Regions from separate parts of the Mus musculus genome. Here region 2 is linked to region 1. The links are chromatin loops, found by intact Hi-C in ENCODE. Cell type or tissue: left cerebral cortex. All regions are shown on one strand. Links, peaks and the distances in the headings refer to the core of each region. The heading gives the core; the rest is flanking DNA.

Region 1 (15,696 bases), core at 2,450-10,449:
CACTGGGTTCTGCTTCTAATTAATAAAACTTTTGCCCTAATGACCCCTGACCAGAGTTCAAGGATCAAAACCAAATATACCAATAGGCACTCCCCCATCAGTACATTTCATAATTATGAGACTCTGGGTGAAACTACTTACTATTTATGTATTTTGGATTCATAATAGAAAGGGAGAGAATAAAAGGGAGGGAGAAGGGGGTTGAGAGAGAGAGAAGGGGAGGGAGAAGGAGAGAGGGGGGAGGGAGGGAGATTCTCAGAGTAGCTACCCAGATTAAATAAGGTGTAGTGACAATTTTGGAATTTGGTTTCAAAACACAGAAACATAAGAGTGTGCTTTCGTTTTAATCCCAGGTGTGGGGAGGGCACTGCTTTGGACTGACTGCAGGAGCTGACTATAATTTGCCTCATGCTCTAGCAGAGGCATGGTTTTGCCACCTGCAGATAGTTTCTGTGATTGTGTGATATTTGGAATTCTTGGAACTTTTCAGAGGGTATATAAATGCTAGAGCCCCAATAGGTGAAGTTGGTGGTAGTTCACGTGGGGGCAGGGGAGGGGGGACAACATTGGTTATGGTTTGTTAGTAATCATGCTCAAAGAAACAAACAAAAGGGAATAAATTATAGTTTCCCAATTCCTCTCTCCCCTCTATCCTTTTTTCTCTCCTGTCTAGTGTTAAGGGATGACACATGAGAGGATAAAGAGTAGAAAAAGAAGAAACCACAAAGTAGCAAAGATGAGCTTATAAAAATGGCTTCAATTGTAAAATACCTGGATACATATAGGATTGTTTTCATTTTTGATGTTGTTGTTGTTGGGTTTTGTTGTTTTTGTTTTTGGAGATAGGGTTTCTCTGTGTAGCCCTGGCTGTCCTTGGAACTCTGTAGACCTGACTGGACTCAAACTCACAGAGATCTTCTGCCTTTCCCTAGAATTTAAGGTGAAGTGCTAGGATTAAAGGCATGCACCACTATGGGCCCCTTCATTTCTTTTTTTTTAAAAGATTTATTTATTTATTATATGTAAGTTCACTGTAGCTGTCTTCAGACACTCCAGAAGAGGGAGTCAGATCTTGTTACAGATGGTTGTGAGCCACCATGTGGTTGCTGGGATTTGAACTCCCGACCTTCGGAAGAGCAGTCGGATGCTCTTACCCACTGAGCCATCTCACCAGCCTTCATTTCTTAAAAACAGCTACTTCTCAAAGCAAGGCAAGGTAGCATGCCTTTAATGTAAGCACTTAGCAGGTAAAATGAGGAAAATAAAGAGTTCAAGGCCAGCCTCAGCTACTTAGTACCAGGGAAGCCAGAGCGACATAAGGAGACCCTACCTCAAACAAACAAAATAACAACAAAATTGAAATTAAACAGAAGCAATTTTACCATAGCTTTGGTTTCATTCTTTATCAAGAATCTGGCTAGGCATGGTTAGCACATGCCTGTAACCCCAGCACCTGGGAGGCAAAAAAATAGGAGGCTCACTTGTGTTCTGGAGTTTGAAGCCAGCTTGAGCAACAAAGCAGAAATTTCGTCTTAAAACAAAACATCTAGCATCTGGAATAAATATTCTTCAAACACTCACTAAATCTGCAGAGCTCTTAATATAAGTTCCCATCCTTTGCTAATGTTCTACTGTGCGTGTGTAACATGTATGTTATGCCTGTGCTGATGCACTTGAGATAATGTCCAATATATAAAGATACCTACCTACAAGGACAAGGCTTAGTGAGTCTCAGCTGGAGTCTAAACGCCCAGTGACCCCTACTGGACAAACACAGACACAGAAAACTAAATTGTATAGCTAGGACAAAGATACCCTGTGTTGCATTTATTCTAGTAAAATTAGTATAGAACCTCTATCATACAAACTCAAGCTTATCTCAAAATATACACGCATGACATAAGAGAAAACAATGCTGGTCCAGCCAGATCAGTCTTTTCATGGGAAATAGTACAAGCTGGCTAATCTATGGGCTGCCCTCACTGGAAGCCAGCGTCTTTGTGAGGAGTCCTACCAGAGATAAGAACAGACAGAATGCATCGGCACTGTCTCTGACCCCTGACGGCCCCTTCTCCTCCTGGGGAGCTCAGGAGACTTGCTGCAGTCAGGGCACACTCTGCAAGCCTGGTGAATAATGCTTCCCCAGCTCATCCTCCCAGCTGCCACGACCGAGCAAGCCATAAAAGGAAATCTGGGTAACAATTTAAGTTTTAAAGAAAACACAGGTCCCATCCTGAGACTAGAGACAGTTCTCTAAATAGTCCTTTCAAGCACTGTAGTTCTTAGAACTGCTGCAGAGACATTGTAATGGCAGCTGGTGGCAATGCAGAAACAGGCCAATGCAAAAATGTCAATGAGTAAAACAAGCCCTTCTCTGAAAACTGGAGGCCACAGCTTCTAATTTGCATAAAACCAAAAGCGATGGGCATGAGGCCAAGCAACCCAACCTAGAGGGGCTGGTTATAGGTCGTGTAACTGCTTCATCCAGTAGAGACAACAAGGTAGTCCCATTATCACCCTCACTGTCCACCGTCAAGTGTGAGGGCAAGGCCCTGATCCCATCACCTCAGAGGAAGGGAAACCTTGTCTACCTGCCACCCTCAATGCCTACAGGAGAGTTAAGAAAAAGAAAAGCGTCTCCCTTTATTGATCAGTGAGCACCTAGCACCTTGCCATTCAACATCGCCGATTTAGACAGTAGTTGAAGCTCAATTTTCTTCCAACTGATATAGCTGGGATTCTAACTCCCTAAAATATTAAATCATGGGGTTTACTCAAACAATCTCAAAGAGCTGTCAAGCAAGTGAGAACATTTGTGGCTAATCTTTGTCAGACAGTTTACTTCAAAAACACTTCCTGGGGGCTGGAGAGATGGCTCCTTGGTGACGAGCACCAGCTGCTCTTTCAGAGGTCCTGAGTTCAATTCCCAGCACCCACATGGTGGCTCACAGGCATCTATAGTGCAGTCTCTAATGAGCAGACAAAAACTTTTAACTAGGATTCAATAAAGTCACACTTTACTATTATATACAAATTAATCACTTCAAATGTTATACATCTCAGAGTTTTGTTTTCCTGAAATCTAGCCCTTTTAGCACATGCTCGCACTTCTTCTCAGATACAATCCTCCAGTCTTAGGTGCTTGTGTGTCTTGCAATAATACAATTATCTAGCCTTTTTTTTTTTAAACATACAAAACCCAAAATAATCAAGCTCCCAGTTGTAGGGTGAGAGTGGGGATTCTTATTATAGTATATCTAAGTACTAAAGCCAAAATATGCAAAAGAATTTCAGTAAGAATGAAACATAAAGTGACATCTGGCTAGTCTTGGAATAATCACAACATCTAATTAAACACACATCAGATGGGATGGGTTACAGCTCTGGCTCTACACCTAGCTTGCTCAGGATGTTCAACCACATTGTGAATTACTTCTGATTACTGGATTATAGGATGAGTTCATTTAGATATCTAAAATTCTTTTCTAGCTCAAAAGCTTTTCAGTTCCATGAAACATTTACTTCCTAGGTACTATGTTAACTATTACTGGTAATAAAAAAGACACTTATAAAGCCAGTCCCTAGTCGGTCATCAATGGGAGAAGAGGCCCTTGGTCCTGTGAAGGTTTCATGTCCCAGTATAGGGGAATGCCTGGGCCAGGAAGCAGGAGTGGATGGGTTGGGGAGCATGGAGAGGGAGGAGAGGATAGGGGATTTTCTGAAGATAACATTTGAAATGTAAATAAAGAAAAATATCTAATTTTAAAAAAGTAAATAAAGCCAGTCCTATAGTGGAGATAACATGTATATAAAGTTATTTTAACACAAAGCAATATGAGTTCTAGCCTGAAGATGGCAAGACTACAAGAACTCTGGAAGGGTTTTTAAATGTTATTTATTTATTTTATGTATATGAGTACACTGTAGCTGTATAGATGATTGTATAGACTCATGTGGCTGTTGGGAGTTGAACTTAGGACCTCTGCTCCCTCCGTCCGCCCTGCTCGCTCTGGTCAGCTTCGCTCACTCAGTCCCTGACTTGCTCCAGCCCAAAGATGTATTTATTATTATACATAAATACACTGTAGCTGTCTTCAGACACACCAGAAGGGGGCATCATATCTCATTATGGGTGGTTGTGATGCACCATGTGGTTGCTAGGATTTGAACTCAGAACCTTCAGAAGAGCAGTCAGTGCCATCTTGCCAGCCCCTGGAAGGGTTTTTGTAAACTCAGTCAAGGGCTGAAAGAATGGCTCATAGGTTAAGAGAACTTAATGCTCTTGCAAAAGACCAGAGTGTGGTTCCTAGCTCCCATATAGTGGTTGACAATTGCCTGTAACTTCAATTTCAGGGTATCTGATGCTCTCTTCTGACGTCTGTTGGCACATACACACAGGCATTCTCAAGTATACACATATACACATATAATAAAGTGAAAAAATATTTTTTTTTCAATTTCTAAAAAAGGAAATTCAATCAACAGCTACTGCCTGCTGGAGAAGTCAGAAGAAGCTGTACATGTGAGGCCAGGCCTGGAATTGTCTGGAGGATTTTTAAGAATCTGAAACAAGAGCTGACATTCTAAATGGAGAAGCTAATTGAGAAAGAGAGTGGAAAGGAAAGAATGTACAAGTATTTTAGAATAAAGCTTCTGAATGGGGTGCTAGGAGAAACAGAGTATTCACTTCTTCTGAATTTTGGTCATCTACATTTCTGGAAATGTCAGAAAAGTGACTATAGGAATACAGAAATCCCAGCTAGCCTACAGAAATGAAGAATATCAACAAAAGTGATAAAACTAGGGAATAGATGAACAAATACTTTTTTTTAAGATTTATTTATTATATGTAAATACACTGTTGCTGTCTTCACACACTTTTTCTTTTAGCTCTAGCCCAAAGATTGATTGATTGATTATGTAAGTACACTGTCACTGTCTTCAGACACACCAGAAGAGGGCGTCAGCTCCCATTACAGATGGTTGTGAGCCACCATGTGGTTGCTGGGAATTGAACTCAGGACCTTCAGAAGAGCAGTCAGTGCTCTTAACCGCTGAGCCATCTCTTCAGCCCAAGCAAATACTTTTTAAGGTTTTTCTTTTTATTATCTGGGGTCTCAGTATGTTTTCCATTACCAGTCAATGTTCCACCTCTGCATTAAAGTCCTTTAGGGGGAAGGATGCCAGGTACAAGAACATGTGAGGTTCCAAACTACTTCTGCTCAGATGCATCTGACCTGGTTAGTCAAATGATAACTTCGTAAACTTCATCACAACAATTACCTTTGGGAGCTGCCAAACTAAACATACCCTAGGGAGCACTTCTCCCTGAGACCTTTGGCGCTGCAGGTTAAAGCTCTGTTAACCATCTGTTCTTTCACACAGAGAGGAGGGAGAAGTGCTGGGGGCAAGGAGGAGACCATTGCTAGGCCAGGAAGTCAGCACCTTCTCTGTCAGCTACCTGATGCACTCTCCTGACTCACTTCCTTCAACTCCAGTGACCAGTTTTCAACTCACAGCGCACTCACTAGTTCTGTCTAAAAGTAGAGCTCATGACTGACCAGCCAGGAGACACCAGGTGTGAAGACATTATCAGGAAACAAGCAACATTTTCTCCTCTTGCTTTCAAATTGCATTTTTCGACATTTTGTCTTGCTTATGATATATCTTCAGGAGAAGTAATATCTTCTAGTTTGGGAATAGTCCATGCAGCCTAAGTCTCTATGTCTATGCACCTTCTGATGAACAAATAACAGCAGTTAATACTGCTGAGCATCGCCTCAAGACCTTCCTTAAGAGGCCTGGAATTCAAACAAGATAATAAATAGTTCTTTCTTGTCATGTAAACTGATTTAACCTCTAACTGTACAATCATATAAACATAGTGGGGACTAGGAACATACTCTTATAATCCTAATAGAAGTAAGAGTCTGAGTACTTAACCAACTTTAGTGCTTTGACAATATGAAAAGTATCAAAACTCATACTTTTTAATAGCTTTATCAGTGTTAACCACTGGAGGGCGCTCTACTCAAAAAAAAAAAAAGGTGGGGGTGGGAAGACTTAGGTTAGGGAACCCAAAGATCAAACTTTTCAAACCAGTGGAGGGAACCAGAATTCTTTGGGCAATAAGGTAGCACTCCTGGCTTTTGATGTCATGGCAAATCCCTGTATTTATGTTAAAGAAAATGCCGCACCTCTAGGTCAGCAGCAAAAAGTCTGTGAGACTCAATTACCAGAAACAGACCTGACTAGCCAGAGAAGGATGCCGTGTGGAGTGAAAGAAACCACATGAGATCACAGCACATTAGTTAACAAAGTCCATGACTGGCCCAGGATGTTGTGGGCCAATGGTAGATACACCCAAGGCAAGCACAGACTCGACCACATGCTCTGAGGGCTCATGAACAACACTGCCCACACGAGAATTTCTGAGAAGGTAACTAAAAAACAGGTGATGATGTTTCCTGTGATCTATGCCAGTCAATCATTCTCACTGCCCAGGCAACCATTCTATTCAACACTCAATCACAGTTCCTGTCTCCACCTGTTCCTCTGACATCATCCTGTCATTATATTTTCTTTGAAATTCCTTTGATGAAAATGAGTCACCTTTTCCTGCCAACACAGGCTGGAGCCTGTGGCATGCCATTCTTTTGGAGTGGTGTTCTGGGAGAAGGCGCCACCCAGAGGCCCTTCCAGACCTTATTTACACACCACCCAGGAAAGAATGCTTCAGAGAAAGCTCATGGATGAGGTGGTTCTTGCTGGAGCTAGGAATGTGGCTGGGAACCAGTATCCAAGCTGGCTCCGACAGTGGGACAAAATGTTGAAAGAATGAAGTAAGAAGTTGAATAGGGCATTGTTACTTGGAGGGAGGAAAACGTCAGCCCCAGAGTGTTTAGCTTACAAAATGCCACCTTACTTGTAACCAACTTACTTGTAACTCTTAGTAAATGGTTACAAACCTGTTTCGGGTAGCAGCGCTGCCCAGGGCTCAAGATAGCCACACTCCAGCTACAGGATTCAGGGTAGCCTAGTGTGCAAGGTAAAAACTGACAGAATGCTATTCAGACGTACAAATCACCCTCAGGGTGGTTTTTTTTTTTTAATTTTACTTAATTTACATGTATTTATTTATTCCTTGTGTGGTGGGGGGATGGACGTGGAGGTCAGATGTTCTTTCCCTCCACTGTGTGGGTTCCAGGGATCAAACTCCAGTCATCAGGCTTGGCAGCAGGTACTTGAACCAGCTGAGCCATGCAATGACAGCTCTACTCTAATATTTTTAACAGTAACTTCTTTGAGAATTAACACACTGTACCAGTCACCATTTTTATAGTCTACAATTCAGAGGATTTTAGTATATTCACAAAATCGTGCAACCATCTAATTGTAGGACATTTCATTATCCCTAAAAAGAAACCATACATCTTATCAGCAGTCACTTTCAGTCCCCCCGACCCTCTGGCTTCTAGCAGCCAGGAACCTAGGTACTGTCTCTGGGGGTTTGCCTATTCTGTATAAATGGAATCAAACTCATGTACTTCTCAAGGTAGGCCCATGCTTCTACTGATCGGCATTTTGTTCAACAAGATATATTCTAGTGTATGGCTACATTTTGTTTAATCTACTCATCAGCTGGTGGATATTCGGTTGTATACACTGTTACACATGTTGAGCCATTAACATCTTTATAAAGCCTTTCTGTGAAAGTATGTTTTCAATTCTCCTGGATATATTTTTAGAACTGCTAAGTTCCTAAAGCAGATGCAATATTTCATATTCCCATCAACAAAATAAGGGTTCCAGTTTCTCTACCTATTCCCATGTGCACTTTTTTGTTTTGTTTTTGTAGACATGGTCTCTGTAACCCTGTCTGATCTGAAATTTCCAATGAGTTTCCTGCCTCTGACTTCCAAATACTAGGATCCCAGGTTTAAGATCCACGCTCTGGGCACAACGGTCTGAGTTTGGATTCCCAGTGTTCACATAGCAGCTCACGCCATCTGTAACTTCAGTTCAAAGGGATCCAAGTCCCTCTCTGGCTTCCTCGGGTACCAGGCATGCCCATGGTGCACATACATACATGCAGGCAAAGCACATACACAGAAAATAAAGGTAAGTAAACCCGGGGCTGGAGAGATAAGAGCAATCACCGCTCTGCCTGCCAGAGGACCCCAGTTTGGTTCATAACATCAGGTGGCTCACAGCTACGGTAATTGCAGGTCCAGCAGGAGCTGACATCTTATTTTCAAATCTATTTGCTGGCCCCCACAAACACCTCTTACTCATGCACACACATACAAACAAATAAATAAATCTCTTTTAAAAACAAAACAAACAAACAAAAAAACAAACAAAAACCCAGGCTTACAATCTTGCTATAGCAATCTGAATATGAAGTTGGTGTATCTCACCATGGCTTAATCTGCATTTCTTTAAGGCCTGGTAATGTTTACAATTTTCATATGCTTACTTTGTACTTGCTATTTGTATATTTGCTTTGGAGAACAGCTACTCAATCCTCTGCCTGTTTTTTATTGAATTATCTTCTTTCTGTTGAATTACAAGTTTTCTTCATATGTGTTAATTATAGGCACATTACTAAAAACATGATTTGCAAATACTTTCACATTATATGAAGTGTTTTTCACTTTTAAAACAATTTCAGCTGGGTAGTGGTGGCATACACACTTCCAGAACTCAGGAGACAGAAGCTGGCGGATCTCCAAGTTTGAGGCCACCCTGTGAGCTTTGGGACAGCTAGGGATACACAGAAAAACACCTGCTTTGGGGAAACAAACAAACAAAAATTGTCTTAGTTAGGGTTTTATTGCTATTATGAAACACCACGACCAAAAAGCAAGACAGGGAGGAAAGGGTTTATTGGGTTCCCACTTCCACATTGCAGTGCATCACTGAGGAAGCCAGGACAGGAACTCACACAGGGCAGGACCTGGAGGCCAGGAGCTGTTGCCCTACCCAGCCTGTTTTCATATAGAAACCAAGACCACCAGCCCACGGATGGCCTCACTCACAACGGGCTGGGCACCACCACCACCCCCATCACTAATTGAGAAAATGCCCTACAGCTAGATCTCATGGAGGTATTTCCTCAGCTGAGACTCCTTCTCTGATGACTCTAGCTTGTGTCAAGTTAACACAAAACCAACCACTACAAACCCATTTGTGTATATTCATTGTACTGTTACATTGAGACATTTTCTTTTAAGTTATGTTTTCTCATTTTCTAGATACTACCACATACCACGAGCATATTCAACTTCTTTCTATCTCTATCTATCTATCAACCTACCTACCTACCTACCTACCTACCTACCTGAGACCAGATCTCCGCTAGAATCCAGACTACCCTGGAACTTACTATGTAACTCAGGCTGGCCAATACGGTTTGTTAAAAAGATCATTTGCTCTCCCTCTGGCTTGATCATTAATTTAATTATACATCCCAGCCCTACATCCTTAGAGATGATACTGACCACAGTGGGCTGTATCCTCCTGCATCAATTTTTAAAATGTGTCACAAACAGGGGTGCAGTCCAATCTTGATCAAGGCATTTCTTCAATTGAGATTTTCCACTTCTCAGACTACCCTAGGCTTGTGTCAAGTTAACACCTAAAGTTTACAGCAACATTTTTTAACAAGTTTCCCAAACAGCCCAGCACCACAGGTCTAAGACTTGAGACATTGAGACTCAGCCAGGCCAGGCAGTGCAAGAGCTGAGAGGAAGGCAAGCAGCCTGCAGCACGCCAGCCCTGCGGGACTTGGCTCACTTTGTCTCAATAAAGAACAGCCTACCTGTGCCCTGCTTCTCTACCGAACGTCCTCAGGGATTATAACCTTTAAATTTTATGTTTTAGTTTACAAAGTAGCACGTTTCTTTATGGATGTTTCATGCATCACTTAGTTTTGTCTGAGCCCACCCCCCAGTCCCTTCCCCGAAGTATATATTTTTGTAGATAATGTCTACAAATCCTTCCGAAGAGAAGTCAACCTTTGCGTGAGTACTAGAGTACGGTGACAAGTGTCAAATAGGCTTGTGTGTGGCGATATGCTCGGGACATCACAGTGACGCTACATACTGCATTCATACAGCACACTGCTTTCTTCACTTTGTGTATCTGGAGCAGCTTCAGGGAGGTGCTGGAGATAACGAAGCTAAAAGCCCCAAGACCCTTGGGTGTGCTACAACTACCTGACTCTAACAAAGACCAAGAAAAGCACAATTTCAAAGTATGGCATATAAAGTGTACTACTAACACCGTGAGAGGAGACAAAAAAACTAACCATAGTCAATCTAAATCATTCTGAATTGTCAATCACAGCAAAGCTAACAGACTTAACTAAGTGCTTAATATATGTGCCAGGCAATGTCCTTTAATATATAACTTAAATCATTTCTATTTCTATTCATAAAGGCAAGAGTCTTCATCCCCACCTTATAGAAGCAGAAACCCAAGACTTAGAGAGATGGAGTAGCCTGCCCAGGATCAAACAGTTCCTCAGGAGTACAACTGAATGCAAACCCAGCTTCCTTCAGCTCCCACTTTGGTGCTTCTCCTACCAATTCCATAGCTTTCCAATGTGCCAACCCTATCTATCCTTCACCCTAAGGCCTTCCAGAAACCACACACAAAGGCAACTGAGTGGCACCCAAACTGCTGTGGGCATAAGTGGTTCTCAGAATAATCAGAGCAGCATGGAGGAGGCAGGAGAACAGGAGGAATACGAGGAAAGACGACGGTGGACAGCAGGAAAGACGGCTGTGTGCAAGCTCGCCTTGCTGCTAAACATGAAAAAGAATGAGGGCAGGCAGTCCATGGTCAGCAAAGACTTGTCAGTCAAAACAGTACATCTGTCCCCTGGAGGTTTCCAATTGTCCCCCATAAAGAAGCTAAATTATTCCTTAAGCACTGTTTAATCGTTCTCTATAAGTTCAGTGTGGTTTAACTCCTTATATTCCATCTCCAACAGATGCCTAGGAGACCCTAGAGAGGAAATAGAGAGTCAAGGGGTAGCTAGTGCTGGGGATAGTGGTGCACACTTAAATGTCAGCACTGCGGAGGCAGAGGCAGGAGCTCAAGGTCCACAGAGAATTCCAGGCCAGACAGGGCTGCATAGTAAGACCCTATTTCAAAAGGGGAGGAGGGTCAAAGGACAGGGCCGTTGATGGAAACTTCTGGTAAGTATGGATTACAAAAGCACCTTTCCAGTCGGAAGTTTTATGCTAAAGTCACAGGCCACCTGTTCCTCCAGCTTCTCAACCAGACACCTAATTCATGCCCTGGCCTTGCTGCAAGAAGAGATTCCAAAAGAACATTTCACTCCTGAGGGTCAGGCCTTAAGACTGATGGAATGTGCCTGGTAAAGATGAGGGAAGTCTGGGCAGCTGGAAGCCTCCACAGGGGAATTCAGTGAGGCCAGCTGCTTTCCCTCAATCAGGAGGAGAATTTAAAAATAAACCTCAGTGGCCCTCATGTATTAAGAATTTTTTTGGGCAAAGAATGTTGCCAAATGCAGCAACTATTTGCTCCCGAGGGGTGAAGAACAGAACAGGAAAAAGAAGAAAATGCTGAGTACCCATTCAAGGAGTATGCCAGACAAAAAGGCAAGGAGAAACCCAAGTGACTTTGCCAGGAGCACAATATAACACATATCTGTTTCTTATTCTTCAGATTTTAGGAGGAATTTAATGCAGGAATTCTCTAAAGTGTTAAGATTGTGTTCTCTGTGTTAGAATGTCTCTTAAAAGAACACTAACAATGGAACTGTCAAATAGTTCACTGGTCAGCTCTATGCTCTTCCAAAACCTTCCTCCACAGGGATTTGTAAATAAAAGCCTGTAGGAAATAACTGTTCCCCTGACAGCCTCCATTCTATGGAAAACCCCGCCTCCACATCCCCCCACCATTCCCCATTTCTCAGCCTGACTGAAATAACTACTACACAGCTTCTGGAAATTACCATTTACTTATTCAGTGGGGAGCTTTATTGCCATGGCAGTGCAGCTTTTCTCTGGAGCCAGCTGACTACAGCTTTAGCATTATGTTCATTCAAATGCTTCCTGAAGCTTGAGGGTCACTGAGAGCTGCCTACAGGTACTTTAAAGGGCACTGGCTCTCCCATTTACTAGAGCTGCTGGTCATACCAAAGTAAACAGTGCGGAGTAACCGAGACACTTCTCCAAAGTTATCTGTTGGAGCTGACTGTCACCAACAGCAAGTGACAGTGTGGGTGAGTCAGTAGTAGAATCCCCACAGCACGTAAAGGCCTGGGGCCCGGGGCCCAGCAAGAGGGAGCAATGAGTGTTATAGTCCTGAATTCCCCAAGAACACAGATACCTCTGCCTCCACCACTACTTCTGCGATAGAATGTGAACCATTGGGAGCCACAGGTGATGGCTCCTAGTGATTGCTCTCTGTAAACAGCAGCAGCCAGGAACTAAGGCAGTCCTCTGCACACAATCATCCAAGTGGAACGCTCCCAGAGACACAGGAGCTAACTGATGACAGAAGACTCTAAGGCCACCTAGAAAACTGACAGGACATAGCCTTTCCTTCAGAGCATGCTACTTGCTTGCCATCAAAGCCTTACCTAGAGGCAACCCTTTGTAAGACCTTTTCTGCAACTGAACAGAGGGCCTGGAAGGTGGAAATGGCTGTTCCGACTAAAAGCGTAAACTGGAAAAGACTATACAGGTCCCAAGACTCCTTTAAAGATTGCTGAACACAGGGCAGAGGTGGTGTACACATTTAATCCCAGCACTAGGGAAGTAGAGGCAGGTGAATCTCTCAGTTTGAGGCCAGCCAGAGTCACACAGAGAAACTCTGTCTTGAAACCCAAGGGGGAAAAGAAAAAAAGCCTTAGGACCTGAGCTCTGTCCCCAACACCCAAAAGGGAGAAGAATGACTTACTACAAAGCAGCCAGGGCTACACAGAGAAATCCTTTCTCAAACAAACAAACAAAAATCAGGAAAGATACAGTAGAATCATAAGACACATATTTTGCAAGTCTGGCAAGAAGAAAGAGTAAGTGGTGCTGAGGTGTCTACCACCCAATTCCACCAAGGTGAAGCTATGCTGCCAGGGCACTGTGAACCATCTTCAAACTTCAGCTCCCGTGGGACTTTTACAGTGTAAGATTAATGTTGAAATATAACATGTCCCTTACTTTATATGATGTTTCAGTTCTGTTCTGACATATAGACAAAGCCATGGTTGGTTGGTTGGTTTTTTTGTTTGTTTGTTTGTTTTGTTTTGTTTTGTTTTGAGACAGGGTTTCTCTGTGTAGCCCTGGCTGTCCTGGAACTCACTCTGAAGACCAGGCTGGCCTCGAACTCAGAAATCTGCCTGCCTCTGCCTCCCGAGTGCTGGAATTAAAGGCGTGCACCACTGCCCGGCTTGTTTTGTTTTTAAGATTTACTTTTACCTTGTGAGTAAGTGTATGCTGTATGTCCTTGGTGCCCACAGGGTCAGAAGACAGCACTGGATCCCCTGGAATGGAAGCTGCAGACAGTCGCAAGCAGCAAGTGCTGTCAGCCACTGAGAAATCTCCCCAGCCCCTCAAGTCCATGTTCAAATGCTTTGGTTTCTCAGTCATATTTCTCAGGGATAACCTGATTGACTATGATTTTTACTTCATACATATCATTTTGGGTTTTTTTTGTTTGTTTGTTTGAAATAAGGTCTAAAGCTAAGGCTGATGTCAACCTCCTAATGTAGCTGAGGACATCCTTGAACTTCTGATCCCCATGCCTCCACCCTCCAAGGAACTAGGATCATACAGACAAGGTGTGTAGCACTACAGCCAGTGCTGAGAATACAACCTAGGGCTCCTGGCCTGCCAGCAAGCACTCTACCGACCCCTTTATTTTATTTTTTTAAGATTAATTAATTAATTAATTAATTTTATATATGCGTTCACTGTAGCTGTACAAATAGTTGTGAACGTTCATACGGTTGTTGAGAATTGAATTTTTAGGACCTCTGCTCGATCTAGTTGGCCCCGTTCACTCCATTCCAAAGATATATTTATTATTATAAATAAGTACACTGTAGCTGTCTTCTGACACACCAGAAGAGGGCATCAGATCTCATTACGGATGGTTGTGAGCCACTATGTGGTTGCTGGGATTTGAACTCAGGACCTTCAGAAGAGCAGTCAGTGAGTGCTCTTACCTGCTGAGCCATCTCGCCAGCCCCCCATCCCCTTTTATAACTGAACATTCCCCAAGAATAAGTAAGATAAGGGTTTTTGGTTTGTTTTTTTTTTTTTTTACCCCCAAGTGAGTGAAGAAGAAGGCCAAAAGTTAACCAAGAAATCCTTCTGAAAGCTTAAAGACAGCCAGAAAGATGGCTCAGGAAGTAAAGGCACTTGCTGCAGGCTTAACTACTCAAGTTAGAGTGCCTGGATCTATGTGGTAGGAAGAAAGAACTGACTCCTTCCTACAAATTGTTCTCTGACCTCCATATGTGCACATATGCACACAACAAACAAACAAACAGATGCCAAGGACAATACAGAAAGGATTAGAAAGAAGTAAAACCCCTAAATTTGTATCTCTTCCTAAGCCACTCCCAGCCATTTGGGAAAGGACAGCAAATAAAACAGCCTGGAGACATGGTGCAAGTCAATCCAACTCTCTTAGGCCAGGGAAATCCAGTGGCCCAGCACTGACTTTCATCTCCACTAATGACACTCCACTCCCTAGACCTGGTGGCAATCATTGGGCCCAACATTTCAGGACCCATCAGGCCTGAGAATGCCTCCTGCTCTTTTTTGGGGGATGGGTGGGTGGGAGGGGGGCAGTGAGGATGGGAAGCCCCCCCCCCATTACTTTGGCTCAGGCTTTTCTGGGGTAAAAGAACCATCATTAACCTTCAGTCAAAAACAAAAACAACAAACAAACAACCCCCCCAAACAAGAAAGCATAGTGGCTCCCCCAGATTCCAGAGACAGAGGCGGGCAGATCTCTAAATTCAAGGTCAGCCTTGTCTATATAGAAAGTTCCAGGACAGCCAGGGATACATAAAGAAACCCTGTCTTGATAAACAAATAAACAAATGGAAAAAAAGAAAGAGGGGATGGAGGAGAAACAAGGTGGCAAGTAGATTATAGTTGTAGAAATTGATTTACCATGAACAACAGCTTTCAAATAAAAGAAGACTGTACTGGCATAAACACTTTAAAATTTATCTATGCTCTAACACTTTCTCCATTGTTGTCTTCAGTCTAGAGAGAAAGTCCATGACCTGTAGTCACAGCCACTTACATTCTGCAGTTCTCAGAAACTGTTTTTGCCAAAGAATAAATTCTTCATCCTCAAAACAAAACACCACCACCACCACACACACTTGAGACAGACAAGCAGGCTGGCAGATATTCCCTTTGGGGTCTGATATATTGATTTGTGCCTAATGAGATCATTTGCCTCCTTTTCATTCTAAAGACAAGAACCTGCTTTTGTTAACTTTAGAATTAGCAATCAAGAAAATGAGATAACATTGGCAGAGAGAAACACCTATCTGATAGCATGTTTGCCTAGCTTGAGGACCTCGGCTGAATCCCAGTAGTGCTTAAATAACTAATTGGTGAATTGACTGTATACTCAGTGTTTGCCATAGATAGTAGCATTAATTTTTGCTGCAATGAGTACTTAGTATATGTTAGG
Region 2 (15,696 bases), core at 3,805-11,804, 53 kb before region 1:
CCTCTCTCCAAATATGAGGTAATTGGAGCACTGCCCTCAGTAACACAAACAGAACGCAAAAAGGAGCTAGAAACCAGGGAGAGGGAGGAGGAGGGGAGAACGTAAGAGTAAATGGAAAGGGGAGGGGAAAGGAAGAGAGAGAGGTAGCCGGAGAGAGGAGGAGGAGAACAATATCAAAGAGGGGGTGGGGAGAGCAAACCAGCTCAGTGGGTACTAACTAGCAAGGGAAGGGAAGGGCCAGGTAGACAAGACCAGAGAAGCCGCAATGAAAGCTCCCAACCTATGAAATGAAATATGTTTTAATCACTGCTCCAAGACGCCCAAAGGAAAAGAGCAAGCAAGATATACATAATCAAATTTTAACCTAAGAAAGATTAGAGCCCACTCCTTCCATTAAGAAAAGAAACAGGGGTATGAACAATCCAGCCTCCTGTGGCATATATGGCCAGCTCCAAAGAGTAACATCCACTAATTCGGATGGCCAGACACACTGATGAAAAACCTGGAAATTGATTTTGAGTATAGTATGTTAAGCCTCAGGGACAGGTGATCACTTGTCAATACAATATAAAAGTCAGACAACAGTATTTGACATAAGTGTTCAATAGTAATCATCAGTACTGCCTTTGCCACAGTTAGCTATCGTATTTTGAGTACTTGCTATATAACAAGTTCTATGTGAAGATACACACATATATAACATATATATAATGTAACAGGATAATATATATTATTCTGTTATATTCTCACAGCAGCCATGTGTGGCCCAATTTTTAAGTAAAGAAAACTCAGATTTAAGAAAGCTGATTAACTTGTCCAAGTTGAAATAACTGAGGACGGGGAAGACACAAGCCATTTAGACTTCATGTTAACACGACAAAATGGTTGATGTGTGTAATCTCAGCTACTGGGAGGCTAAAAAGGAAGAATTTCAAAGCAAGTCTGAAGCTAGCCTGGACTACTGAGTGAAACCCTGTCTCGAAAATACCCATAGAATAAAAGAGAGACTTTTCATTTCAGCTCCATTAATTACTAGAGGGAGAAAAATCTGCTCTCCACTGCCATAAAACAAGAAGATATTCCCATAGTTCTAAACTAGCAGCTAGACTCTGTAGCCAAGCAACGAAGAAATAACACTTGCTGCTGACTGGGGAGAGCAGCTGAGGGACTGAAACCCAGGTGATTTTCACTCAGACTGATGTAAGTAAGGCTCATAGACCACACCCTGCGCTGCCAGCCAGCAGAATTCCTCCACCAGGTTTCCAGCACACTGCCTAACACATGCAATCGAAGGCTCTCTGAATGGAGTGGGAGAAAAGAGGTATGCATGTTTCTTCTCTGTTGTAGCAGTTTATCTTTCATGTTCCTGCAGTGCCAGGAATCAAATAGAGGGCCTTGTACATGCTAGAGGCATATGCACCACCACTAAGCCACATACACACTGTGTATGTATGTATGTACATGAATGTAATGGGATTTTGCTATGTTGTCCTGGCTATGTAAGCTCAAAAAACATATACCAGCACAGCCCTATCACCTTTCCTGAAGAGTCTTCCCAGAAGGAAAGCAACTAGAGACCCTAAAGCCCCGGCCGGCCGGCTCTTGTGTAGCTACAGTGGGTGCTTCTTCCCTTAGTCTGGCACTAAAGGGCCAGCAAAACTGCAGCGCCATCTTATGGACATCACAGCACACAGCAAGTCAGAGCAAGGGAAACTCAGATCAGTTCACCAGCAAAAAATCATGACATTACAACCAAATTGTTCGTGCGGCCACCAAACCTTCACAAATACAATGAAGAAAGCAGAAATAAGGGTACTATTAAGCTTCATGCAGCAAGGTACACATTTGACTTCCATTAATGAAATATAACCTAATAAAAAAAAATCCCCCAAATAGATCAACCTGGGACAAAAAGAGATAGCTGCTTAATAGTAGAACTATTACTGCAGTGGGTTTCTCTAGGAAGCTTATAGAACTAAGCTTATTCTATTTTTACTTCTGTGAGTCTACTCTTTTCTAAATGTCTATATGTCAGTTGCGTCATTTTCTACTACAGAGAAAAACTGGTCAAGACAGGAACAGAAATTTGAGAAGGGTGGAACTAGGTTCAAATTGCTAAGTGGCTTAACTAATTTACTGAGTGATTCAGATTTCTTACCTATAAGATATGGACACTACCACCCACATAATGGGGTTGAAAGACAAGGCTAATGATATAATGTCTGTAAAGCACTTGGCTCAGTGCCTGATCTATAGTAAATCTCTTTTATTCCCATTTATGCCTGGGGCTAAACATTAGGAGCCATCCCTAGCTCCCACAGGGATCTCAGTACACCTCTTTTCCTTGATTGTATTCTAAGGAAAGTAAATAAACCCCAAGATTTTCTTCTTAGACAGGGATGCTTCCACTCTTTCTGAGTTAACTGACTACAGGACTAACGTGTGCATGGACCCTCACCTGGCATAGCCTATGAACATATGGCTATGCCTTCTCACAAAGCAAACTTTTGGGATCTACTTATTCAAGTCTTTTCCTCTGGCTTTTTTGGTAGTTAACCATTTATTACCCACAGTTTTCCTTGAGAGAAAACCAGAGTTAAAATGCACAGTCATTCATTCACTCTGTGAACATGAATGGCACTTTATCATACCCCAAGAACTAAGCAACCATGAAGCAGGAGGAGGAGGAAGAGGAGGAGAAGGAGGAGGAAGAAGAGGAAGAAGAGGACTTAGAACCAACTGGCACGGTGGTGAGGTAGAGGCAGGAGGATCAGGAGTTCAAGGATAGCCTGGGCCACAAGAGACCTGCTCTGGGAAGGAGGTGGGGACACACAAACTAAAAGTCCTCAACACCTCAAAAAGTGCTTGAGCCAAACCTAGAGAAAAGGCATTCTGTTATTGCTATAAAGATATGTGGCCCGAAGAGACCAACTGGTTACTGTTTCAGTTTCCTCATTTGGACAATGCTTAATAATAATAATTAAAGTAATTAATTTAATTTAATAAGCCATCATAGCCAATTTATCCGTTCAATCTACCTTCACAGCTTTTAGATGACCAAATTCATAGAACATTCATCCACTTAGTGAATATTCATTGACTGCTTATTTTATGACAAGCAAAGACTGTGAAGGCAACAAAGTCCTTGGCTTTGCTAAGCTTACTCCTAGTGCAGGAATCACGTGCAAACAAACAAACGTGCAATATGACAAATAACAATATTACCTAACAAGTATCATAAGTCATAATGGTGTTTCCAGAACAATTTGTAGACAAGCTTTGGGCAAGAAAAAGGAAGGAGGGCTGATGAGACAGTGATTCAGAGATGTGCTGGGCTAGCTATCTGCCTAAACTCAATCACTACAACCCCGCCCACATAAAGGTGGGAGGAGAGAAGCAACTCCATAGAGTTGACCTCTGACTTCCACATTAGGCCTAGAATTCCAGGCCAGCCGGGCGTGGTGGCACACGCTGCCTTTAATCTCAGCACTTGGGAGGCAGAGGCAGGCAGATTTCTGAGTTCAAGGCCAGCCTGGTCTTCAGAGTGAGTCCCAGGACAGCCAGGACTGCACAGAGAAACCCTGTCGCGGGGGTGGGGGGGGGTGGGGGGGGTGGGGGGGGGTGGGGAAGGATTCCAGACCAGGTGTCTAACCCCAAACCTCTTTCTTCAATGGCAAGGTCACAATACACAGATGTTCACTGCAAAAATGGCACTTTATTCACAAGTGAAGGCAACAAAGCCCTTATAGTTAATTAAGGAAGGAAGTGTGGCACAGCTGTGAAGTGTACCATTCACATCACACTCTATACACGCCAAGATGAACAAGCCACACTACTCTTCGCCATCACGACAAACCCCACAAACCTTAGGGCTGGGTTAGGAATAGAGCACAGGCCTTAGCTTGGGAGTAGAGCATGGGCCTTACATGAACAAGGCTGGAGTGGGCACGTTGGAAATATAAAACATACAAATGCTAGCACATAGTTATGATTCCAAATCTGCTGTTAATGCACAAAATTGCATAAGAAATGATATGTGCCAACTTCAAAAGGACATTTACTACAGAGCAGAAAGAGCAAGAAGCAACGTATCTGAAATGTTTTACTTCCTTTAAGAAAAAGAAGAGGAAAACTGCCTCAGAAGAATAAAGAACAAAATATTAACTTCTGTGTCACTGTAAGCGACTATATGTACAAGGACTGCATACACCTCCCAGTCCTTGGAATTTTCATAACTAAAGACATAAAAGAAAAGAATTCCAACTATTCAACACATATTTTAAAAATATATGTCAAAAGTATTTTAGAAACCATAGTCTCAGGCTGGCAAGATGGCTCAGCGGGTAAGAGCACTGACTGCTCTTCCAAAGGCCCCAAAGGTTCAAATCCCAGCAACCACATGGTGGCTCACAACCACCCATAGTGAGATCTGACGCCCTCTTCTGGCGAGTCTGAAGACAGCTACAGTGTACTTAAGTATAATAATAAATAAGTCTTTGGGGGAAAAAAAAAAAGAAACTATAGCCTCTCTATAAAGATATTGGTACTACCATTCTCATCAGTACTAGTAAAGTTTTCATCTGAAGTCAACCTCTATTTTAACAAAATACTTCTTGAGATTAAAACCACTATCTATCATGTACATGTACACAAACATCAGTGTTCTACTTCATCACCACCAAGTGCCAAGATGGCTAGAATGGCCACTTTGCTGATCTCCTAAGGTCTAACAGCTCTACTCTGCGTATGTCTATGGATACAGCTACATAGTTTTATATAGTAACACTATATTACAATGTGTTCCTGCATGCTGTAAGCTTGATGAGAACATCTAATGAGTATATAGACAAGAAAAATCAATCTTCAAAGCTCAAGCCAGACACATCACTAGCATGGAGAAGGGGAAGCAAGCACAAAGTTCCACCCTTAACCAAGAAGCTGTCTGCAACTATACCTGCTAGAGAGGGAAAACACATCAGCTTTCTGGGCATGTACATCACCCACACTGCAGGGCAGGTTCCACGCTCAGGAGCAGTTGGCCAACACAAATGGAATCCTTGTTTGTTATGTGTATGTGAGGTTTTGTTTTGTCTTTTTCATTTGTTTTATTTGTTTGTTCTGAGAGAAACTGAGAGAAAAGGACACGAAGTTTCATGGAGGGAGAAGTAAGGGGAATCTTGGAGAAGCTGGGGGAGGAAAAAATAATACAATCAAAATATACTGTATAAAAAGTCAATAAAGGTTGTTTTGTTTTTTAAAGAGAGATGTGGGCTGGAGAGATGGCTCAGTGGTTTTGAGCACTGACTGCTCTTCCGACGGCCCTGAGTTCAAATCTCAGCACCCACATGGTGGCTCACAACCATCCATAATGAGATCTGACACCCTCTTCTGGTGTGTCTGAAGACAGCTACAGTGTACTTACATATAATAAATAAATAAATCTTTAAGGGGGGGGGGAGCATTATCTCCACAGTGTGAGGCAACTCAGTGGTTAAAGGTGAGTGCTGCTAGGCCAGAAGACCCGGAGCCCATAGGCTAGAAGGAGAGAATGGTCTCCTGAAAGTAGTCCGACCTCCATACACACTGCAGCCTGAGTGTGAATGCACATACATTCACTTTTAAAAGTAGAAGTGAAAAAATTAAGACACATCATTATTTATCATAGTCCCACACCCAAAGTGGGGGGAACCCAAATGCCCATCTACTTATGAAGAAAACAGATAGCACCTACAGCTTGCCCTCTAACGATACACTAAATAGCAGTAAAGCTGATTCATGCTGCAACACAGCTGAAGCTGAACATCATGTTAAATCGAGGAAGCCCAGTGCTGGGGTACATGCTTGCAGGGACACTGGTGGTTTTTTGTATGTATATTACATACAGCATATACATACATGTATATGTGTGTAGAGGGGAATAATTAAATTACTATTGCCAGGCATAGTGGAGACTCCTTTAATCCTGGCACTCAGGAGTAAGAAGCGGGGAGACCTCTGGGAGATCAAGGCCAGCTTGGTCTGTATAAAGAGTTCCAGGACAAACATCCAGAGCTACAAAGAGAGACTCTGTCTCAGTAGAGAAGGAAAAAGGGGAGAGAGAGAAAAAAAAAGAGGGGGGATGGGGAAAGAGGGAAGTGGACAAAGAGAGAGAAAGAGGGGAGTGTGAGTGAGAATGTTCTCAAGCTGATGTCACTGGACCTCAAGTTCAGATCCCCAAGTTATGCTAGCAATTTACAGGCAACAGGAATACAGGACGTTGTTAGAAGAGCCCCAAGGGATGCTATCAACATCTTAATAAACATCCTCAATTCTTTAACAAATTGTACAGGGGAAAGTCAGACTTGATGCAATACATATGTAGACCTATTTTGGATTCTAAGCCAAATGAAACTTATTTTTAACAAGCGAGTTCACTAGATACATCATAGCATTGATCAGACATGTGATGATTTTATGAAGTATTAAAATTTACAACATGAACTTATTGTGCCTTTCTTAAATAAAAGGACCCAATCTTTCAGAGATACACACCAAAATATTTACAGAAAAATTATACAAGATCTGAGCTGAGGTTTGAGGAGTGAATATGTTATAAATGAAATTATGATTATTATGGGTTAATTCTTAAACTAGATGTTAGATGTGTGGTAATTCTTTACTACATTTTTTCTACTTCCATAAGCGTGCATTTTAATTAAAAAAAATTGTTTGTAAAGCTGAAAAGATTGCTCATCTGTTAAGAGGGCTGACTGCACTTGTAGATCCAGGTTCAATTCCCAGCACCCACACCAGGCCTCACAACCATCTGTAACTCTGGTCCCAGGGAACCCAACACCCTCTTCTGGGTGGGCATGCACAGACATATATACAAACAAAACACCCATATACATAAAATAAATACAATTTTACAATTAAAGAAGGTATGTTTGTAGTCTTAGGTATGGCGCCTCCTGCCTGCATGCCAAGCAATCTGCCAGACAGTCACACCCTCAGCACAGAGCATCTGGAAACAGGGAGAAAAGAATGCTTTCCAGTGGGCTGATCAGGAAAGCTACCATTCCATTAGTCTCCTCTATTGCCACATCTTCAACTGAGAGGCACGGTTTTTACTCTTTGGCTTCTAAGTTTCCCTCCTTTAAAGAAGATTTAGTTACAGTCAAGCTAAAAAGAGACATAGCAGGTATTATTACCTCATGCTTGTGAGGATGCTACTAGGTGCTCACAGTGAGAACACTTTATGTCAAAACAGAACAGCAACAACCTCTCCATACCCTCAAAACCATCTCTGTTCATAAGGGTTTCAGGAGGTAACTATAGCCCTGTATAAAGGCTCAACAAGACGAGCAGTGGTGGCGCACACCTTCAATCCCAGCACTTGGGAGGCAGAAACAGCCAAGACTACACAGAGAAACCCTGTCTCAAAAACCAAAAAAAAAAAAAAAAAAGTCAACAAAATTTTTGCTCCTACTCTGAAGGGTATAGTCACTTAGCTCAGGTTCCAGCTATTCTTGTATTCAAACTTTGCCTGAAGACATACTGTAGTTCTACAAAAATACATGCTAATTCCACACATTCCAAACCTTACTCATGCTGCAGAATGCCAGCACTGGCTCTAAACCAAAGTTCTACGAAACAAGCCTATGATCTGAGAATTTTCTCAGGGTCTAAGGATTCCAAGATACCTGCTGCTCTGCCTTCAACCAGAAGGTGGTGCAATCTCTCCAACTAGGATGTCACACAGGCCTCACCCCAGTGCTTTTTTTCACACCAGCTGAAGGATGCTCCCCTCAGTCATCCTCTATGCAGCAACTGGATAGTCTGAGAAACAGCTTTGTTAGGCTGGACTAAAACTAACTTAAAAAGAACATTCTTTTTACTAAAAGAGAGTTGTTCTTTTCTAACAGCAGTCCAGACTTTAAAAGAATTTGTGCCAATTAAGAAAAAGAAAAAAACAGTACCAGGAAGGCCTCAAGAGCATGTCAACATTTCAGGATCCCACCAGCTTAGAAAGCTGCTGCAGGCTGTGCTCCCTCCCGGCACACAGACAAACAACAACTCAAGGGGACATGGCAGTGCTTAAAGACCAGATGAGAAGAGTCTTACCAGATTGGGCTAGACAGTTCGTTCATCCTAACAGATCCAGCCCAACATCTCCCTGCCTCTCATGATGACTTCACTAAAGAAGCAGACTTCTAATTCCAGACTTCCAGGAACAAGACCAAACCCCCAGGAGAAAATCTCCCTGCATTTTCATAATGCAATGGAGATTTAGGATACAATACTTTATCTCCAGACACACCTCACTTCTTTCCAACTCCAACCCACTGTTGATACCGGCCAAACACAGAGAAGTAACTCAGGTTCTGCCTGGAGAAAGCAGCACAGGCTGATAGGACATGCACAAATGGAGCAAAGAACCCCAGACTGTACCTGGAAGTGCAAGATAATGGTCCAGATCAGGCCCAGCGTTAGCTTGGGATTGCCATCTGTGATGTCATCATTGCGGATATTCACTAGCTTCACCTGAAAAGGAAAGCAAGGCCGTCTCAGAGCCCAAGAAGTTTCTTTCCTGGGCTGATTTTTTTACTTATTTTCACTACTAAAATACAGTTATATTAATTTTTGGCTTAAGAGTCTATGAATTCTAATACATTTACAGTTACACATAAAATAACTTTCATTATTCCAAACAAGGCCCCATGATGCCTATATTCAAACAGCTGGACCTGCCTCATTCTGAGGTCCCGACAACTACCACCTCATTTCGCTTTTTCTAGAATGTCATATAAATGGCATGTGACCTTTGGTCCGAGACTGCTTTTCCCTCTCTACTGAGCATAAAGTTCTTGAGACTCCCATCCAAGCTGCTAAATTATATGAATGGCTTGTTCCTTTTCATTATCAATGAATATCACTGCACAGATGTCCTGCCCTGATCTTGCCCACTCATCCACTGAAGGGTTTATGGATTATTTCCACTTTGGGGCATTTCTGAGTAAAGCTCCAACATTCTTGTTGAGATTATTGTATGGACATATGTTTTCATTTCTCTATGGTAAATTCCTAGGAGTGAATATATATCAATCATACAAACTGTCAGATTATTTTTCAGGATAGATGAACTATTTTGCACTTTTACCAGCAAAGAAATCTTGTGAGCATATGGTATTGGAAGTTGCTTCATTAGTCAGAACCCTGGCTTGTTCTAGTCTTTGGGGGTTAAAAGAGATGCCCCTCTTCATCACTGCTCCCTGCTGCTCTCTCCATTTCCCTTTCCCTGTCAAAGATCTTTCTTTTGGGGCTGGAGAGATGGCTCAGTGGTTAAGAGCACTGACTGCTTTTCCAAAGGTCCTGAGTTCAAATCCCAGCACCACATGGTGGCTCACAACTACCTGTAATGAGATCTGATGCCCTCTTCTGGTGCATCTGAAGAAGTTACAGTGTACTTACATATAATAAAATAAATAAATCTTTTTAAAAATCTCTCTTCTTGATATAACCCATGTCAGCTTTACTCCTAAGGCCCATTACAAGACCACAGTGTAAAATCCCAGTCCAAGCTGGGCATGGTGGCACACACCTTTAATCCCAGCACTCGGGAGGCAGAGGCAGGCGGATTTCTGAGTTCGAGGCCAGCCTGTCTACAAAGTGAGTTCCAGGACAGCCAGGGCTACACAGAGAAACCTTGTCTTGGGAAAAAAAAAAAAAAAACCCCAGTCCAAAAACAAACTACGCACAGACCCATAGATGCCCCCTCCTCTTCGATGACCAGCTGTCCTATTTTGCATGAAACTGAAAGTTTTGTTTTGCTGGTTCTTTGAGACAGGGTCTCTCTGTGTAGCCCTAGCTATCCTGGTCAATATACAGACCAGGCTGGCCTTGAACCAAGATCCTGGCTCTTCCAAGTGTGAGAGTGCTGGGATTAAAGGTCTGTGCCATTTGTTTGTTCGTTTGTTCATTCATTCATTCATTCATTCATTCATTCATTCATTCTGAGTGTTTCACCTACATCATGTATGTCCGGTGTCCATGGAGGCCAGAAGGGGGCATCACATCCTCTAGAAAATGGGAGTTATAGAGGAAAGAGCAACAAGTACTCTTAACCACTGAGCCCTCTCTCAGGTCTAAAACTGAAGATTCTTAATTAAGCTGTAGACTTTTAAAATGGAGTGGTGTGCTGAACAAGCCATTTAATTCAGCCCATTGGTCTTTTCTGTCATTCTCTGGCAGTTTCTGTTACTTGTAACAAGCTAGAAGAGGTCCCTTCCATTGAACTACCTGTAAAGGGCCCCTGTGACCTCCATTCAGAGTTTACACCAAAACTCAGCTGGGAACGTTCTTCCCTTCTCTGTATCTAGGTTCTAGTCCCTGGGGTGGTGTGGAGGTAAGAGAGCCTGTCCTTCCTCCTAGTCTGGACATTCCGATTCCGTAGTCGCCAGTACTCAGTCACTCACTGACCTGGAGCTGCTATGAGGGCAGAACCTGTTGAGTTCACAGCCCTGTTCTAATGATCCCTGCCCTTGTGAGTCTATTATGGTTATCATTTGCCCACACTTAGTTTCTATTATAGTAATTGATCCTCTTCTCTCTTCCTACTTGCACTTCTAGCTAACCAATTCTTATTTTAACTTGTCTGGCTAGACCCCTTTCAGGTTTTCCTAACTCAACATACATTCTCATAAATATCCCAATAGCCTCCATTTCTCTTGCCATTCATTATTAAATTCTTTAAACAAATATATCTTCGTCAATTATAGATCACTTGATCACTCTAACCCATGTCTGTGATCTGGGCCAGGGCACTTCAGATAGCCAGCTCTAATTCTCAGATCACTGGAGATGCTAGGTTCTTGGCTCTATAAAGTCTTCTAAAATGAATATTTTATTCTAAATATTCTAAAATGAATATTTTAGGATTCATCTAGCTCTTGTTTTACTTGGGTGGTTTTTGTTTGTTTTCAGTCTTTGCTTATTTTCAGTTTGGTCTTGCTATGTAGCCCCATGACTCTTCTGAGCCTCCCAACTACTGTATTATAGACAAGGACCACTGCACACAGCTCTGGGACTCTTAACCCTCCTGATAATTTTCAGTCTTTTTCCTTTTATTAGTTTCCCCTCCTTTGCCTGAAAACCTCTTGCTGTCTTCCTTATATAGAAAGAGAACAATGTGGTTCCCCCCCCCCCTTTGATGGCTAGATCTACTATACTCCAAATACTTTCTACTCTCCAAAAACCATTCTCTTGGCCAGACTTGGTAGTGTACTTCTATAATCTCAGTACTTAGAAGGCTAAGACAGAAACACCTAGAGTTTGAGACCAGACTAAATTATAAGGTTAGACCTTGCCTCAAAATAGTAGAGCTAGGTGTAGTGGCATACATCTTTAGTCTCAGCACTCTGGAGGCATAGGCAAACACGTCTGTAAATTGGAAGCTACTCTAGTCTACATAATAAGGTCAGCTAGAGCTACATATTGAGATCTTCTTTAAAAAAAAAAAAAAAAAAGAATGAGTGGCGCATGCCTTTAATTCCAGCACTGCAGAGGCAGGCGGATTTCTGAGTTCAAGGCCAGCCTGGACTACAGAGAGAGTTCCAGGACAGCCAGGGCTATACAGAGAAACCCTGTCTGGGGGGGTGGGGGGAATGGTCATTCCCTTAAGTCAGCACTGAGGAGTTGGCTGAGTGAGAGTCCTGGCCTAGTGAACATATGGCCTTGAGTTCAATCCCCAGAACCACAAAAGTAATCATAGCATGAGTTAAGACATTTCTCTCTCTCAGATGTGACATGTCTGAGAAATTATACGAGACTTTCCTTGTCCCATTTCATGACAATGCAACATTTTGTTATACGGTGTGGGTTTTCCCATATTCTTCACAGGTTTTTTACATATTTTGTGCCCTGCCCCAACCTCCAGGGCCTATCTTTTAGTTTAATCTTTGTTCATGAACACTGATCCTCTCAAAAAGAATACAAGTTCTATGTAAGGACAAAGAGTCAGAGCCAGAATCCATCAAACGTTCTTACCTGCCGCTGCTTTAGGAAGTCCAGGGCGATCTGCACATTCTGCAGCCTGTGGAAACGCATCCTGCCCTTCTCTCTGGGCTGCAAAGGGAGAAAAGGGATGTTAATTCTAGCTATGGTAATTTACCCCTGCACAGCCTTTCCTAGGACTAAAAGAGCACACAGAACTGCTCATGGCTGAAGCCAGGAGTGGGAGCATTAAAGGAAGCCCCTTGAAGAGCAGGGCCTACATGTGCCCAGCAGGCTCTCAGCAGCTGACAATGCTTGCACACCACTCTACATCACACAAACCCACAAGCTTATCTGAGTCTAATGCTGTGTCAGAGTCACCTCTGCACAGGCTCTTCTGTGTGTGGCAGAGGTTTATTTGGGGTGTAGGGTTAACAGTAACACAGGGTATAGATCTATGAGTCTTAAAATCACAATTATCGGGGCTGGAGAGATGGCTCAGTGGTTAAGAGCACTGGCTGGCTGCTCTTCCTGAGCTCCTGAGTTCAATTCCCAGCAACCACATGGTGGCTCACAACCATCTGTAATGGGATCCAGTGCCCTCTTCTGGGGTGTCTGAAGAAAGTGACAGTGTACACATATAAATAAAACAAATCTTAAAAAAAAAAAAAATCACAATTATCTACACTGCAGAGGAAAGGCAGAAAGTCTAACTGCATAATTAGTAATGGGTAGAACCAACCTCAGCACAAACCTGGCTAGAGAAGGCAAACTCTAGAAAGGCAAATTTAAATACAGAGAATGCAGTTACTGGTGCTCAAGAAAAGTGGAAAACTTCCAAAATGGATGACAGAATCTAGGAAATAACCCATCTCTCAAGGAGGTGAGTGTTACCATAGAAAGCTGCTGATCCCCAAATGAAATTCTCAGAGCAATAAAATTGTAATGGTGATAGTTATTTAAGAATCACAAGGGGGCTGGTGAGATGGCTCAGTGGGTAAGAGCACCCGACTGCTCTTCCGAAGGTCCAGAGTTCAAATCCCAGCAACCACATGGTGGCTCACAACCATCCGTAACAAGATCTGACTCCCTCTTCTGGTGTGTCTGAAGACAGCTACAGTGTACTTACATATATACATAAATATATATATACATAAATAAAAAGTCTTTAAAAAAAAAAAAAAAGAACCACCATTAGAGCTGGGCATGGTGGTGCACGCCTTTATAAAAAAAAAAAAAAAAAAAAAAAAAAAGAATCACAAATAGGGCTGGTGAGATGGCTCAGTGGGTAAGAGCACCCGACTGCTCTTCCGAAGGTCAGGAGTTCAAATCCCAGCAACCACATGGTGGCTCACAACCATCTGTAATGAGATCTGACGCCCTCTTCTGGAGTGTCTGAAGACAGCTACAGTGTACTTACATATAATAAATAAATAAATCTTTAAAAAAAAAAAAAGAATCACAAATAAAACTGTTTCTGCTATTTAATCCTTGGGTCATACTACAAAACAAAGCAAAGCCACCTCCATCTGTTAACTGTCAGCCCTGCCCAAGGCTCAGCCATGCCTATGGGGAGGTAAGGAAAGTGTGCCTGCCCAGCAAGTGCTCTCAGAACAGGCGTGTGCTCTCACATCTCCTGCAGTGCTGCTTGGTTTTCCTAAAGCTGGGACTGAAATATCACCCTCATCAGATTGCACCCAATTCATTTGTAAATATTAAATTGGCACTGCTAATTAAAGATTGAACAAATATAAGGTACTTCTGTGGTGGGATCTGCAATAAGAAAATCTTATAACAGCCAAAAAGTAGCCCAACATATGGAGAGGGCTAAGAGTGTCCCTTCGGGTACACTCCAGCATTTCTAAACAACATTCTCCAAATGGGATAATTTGCAGAGATACCAAGGCCTTTCTGTATAACAAGGTAACTTCTTCTGTGAGCTTTAGGGACCTTTTTTTCAGCAAGAACCTTTTCTAAGTTATTTCAGATCAATGGAGAATACAGGTTAGAGAATGGCAGTCTAAATACAATTGTAAGACAATGGGAAGGGAGATGAAGAGATGACTATAAGAGGGCATAGGTTGTGGGTATTGTCCCATTTCTGGAGAAAGATTATGGGTTCTAATTTAGAACCTATAAGCAGAAAAGGCTCCTCTTAAAACATTAATCTCTATTCTTAATGGACCCTCCACCAATAGTTAATAGCCCAAGAACATGCAAATTAAATCTCTGTTCCTTACAGTAACTAGTGAGATTACTGACCAAGGCCAGAGTATCTCATGCAGTGAGTTTGCAAACAACACTCAATTTCGAAAACAATTGACACGTGCTTAGTGAAAAACCAGAGGCTAGAAGTGGAGAGAAAATACCGTTAGTCTATATTGTGGAATCGTGAGCAATTAATTTTCATGCTGTCAGCTAACCCTTCCACAGTTCAGCAGTCAGAATCAGACAATACAACAAGGCCAGCAGAAAGCCATAGGTCTCCAGGTCACAAGGACTTGATACTCCCATGTACTATGATTGGTTTTGTGCCAACCATTCTCAGATAAGCAAAATAATTGCCACTTCAGGATCATCTAACAGTAGCAATAGGCACAATTAATTTTAACCACTTTCTTTGGGACCCATATTCCCTGGTGGAAGGAGAAGCCAACTGGTGACCAAGTTACTTGGAGACCTTGAGAAGTCTGGCCTCTCTGATGGCCCTGAAGTGCCAGCTGGGATGCTAGCATCCCCAAAAGACCTACTACATCATCATCATCTTCCTCTTCCTGATCCTCGCTGTTTGCATGACGCCAGGAGGGCATGCTCACGAGACGAAGGGTCTTCAGCCCTGCTGGCTCCTTTGGCCACCAACCAAAAAAAACACAATAGAGGAACAGAAAAGAAAGCACACATACACGCATACACACACACAAAGGAGAAATGAATAAATGTTTTTTATCTAAAAATGAAAAAACCTCCCGCCTCCAAAAGAAAGAAAAAAAGTCAGATCAACAGCAGAGCAGAGGACACTGAACACTTCTTCTTTTGAGAACATCTTCAATTCTTCATGTCTACCCATCCTACATTTGTAATTCTGTTATGGTTGGAACTATGACAAGAACAACTCTGAAAGACATCAGATGCTTTCTGGTGAAAAGATAATATGAGCATCTCCATAAACACCCACGTCTTCAAAGGTTAAGAAGAACAGTTAAATGGGAACACCTTTACCCTGCATGGTACACAGTATCATCAGAAAGAATGACTTTCCAATGTGAAAACCACTGTTGACACACCTATCAACTGTAGGAGATGCACTGAATGAGTGCTGAAGAATAACGTCCAGCAGAGAAGATTGGAATTCTGATATCTTACTAGATCAATAAATGAAGGCCAGTCAGTGGTTCAAAGCACTGGCTGCTCTTCCAGAGGTCCTGAGTTCAATTCCCAGCACCTACATGATGGCTCACAACCATATGTAAAGATCCGATGCCCTCTTCTGACACACAGGTACACATGCACATAGAGTACTCCATAAAATATATAAATAAATCTTTAAAATAATCTTAAAAAAAATAATAAAATGAATGAAGGCCAGACGAGAAACAGGAATTACACATACTAGCTATGCTAACAAAGGCTTATGGCAATTCTGTTTGTTGTTGTTTTTGTTTTGTTTGGTTTGGTTTTTTTTGAGACAGGGTTTCTCTGTGTAGCCCTGGCTGTCCTGGAACTCAC

Evidence for each region. Peaks named below come from ENCODE experiments on the same cell type or tissue, not always from the same donor. Only the 100,000 strongest peaks of a DNase experiment are listed, where the experiment ranks them.
Region 2: it touches region 1 in a loop (6-fold over the local background); 29 of 42 quality-filtered maps call a loop at or near these places.

The regions. Positions count from the first base shown.
Region 1 is chr4:123,582,489-123,598,184 of GRCm38, forward strand. All of the region lies in intron 1 of Macf1 (microtubule-actin crosslinking factor 1), which reads right to left. Among named protein-coding and RNA genes, the nearest start is that of Mir6398, 26 kb to the right of the region's middle. In left cerebral cortex, for the core only: CTCF peaks have their summits at 4,102 (motif pointing right), 4,954 (motif pointing right), 5,997 (motif pointing right), 6,688 and 1 weaker place; a DNase peak (open chromatin) is centred at 6,693; H3K27ac peaks cover 745 bases.
Region 2 is chr4:123,527,772-123,543,467 of GRCm38, forward strand. It overlaps Macf1 (microtubule-actin crosslinking factor 1), which reads right to left. Exons shown (of 98, transcript NM_001199136.1): 4 at 12,025-12,102; 5 at 8,431-8,523. Among named protein-coding and RNA genes, the nearest start is that of Gm31156, 16 kb to the right of the region's middle. In left cerebral cortex, for the core only: CTCF peaks have their summits at 4,446 (motif pointing left), 6,932, 7,709 (motif pointing right) and 10,044 (motif pointing right); a DNase peak (open chromatin) is centred at 7,660.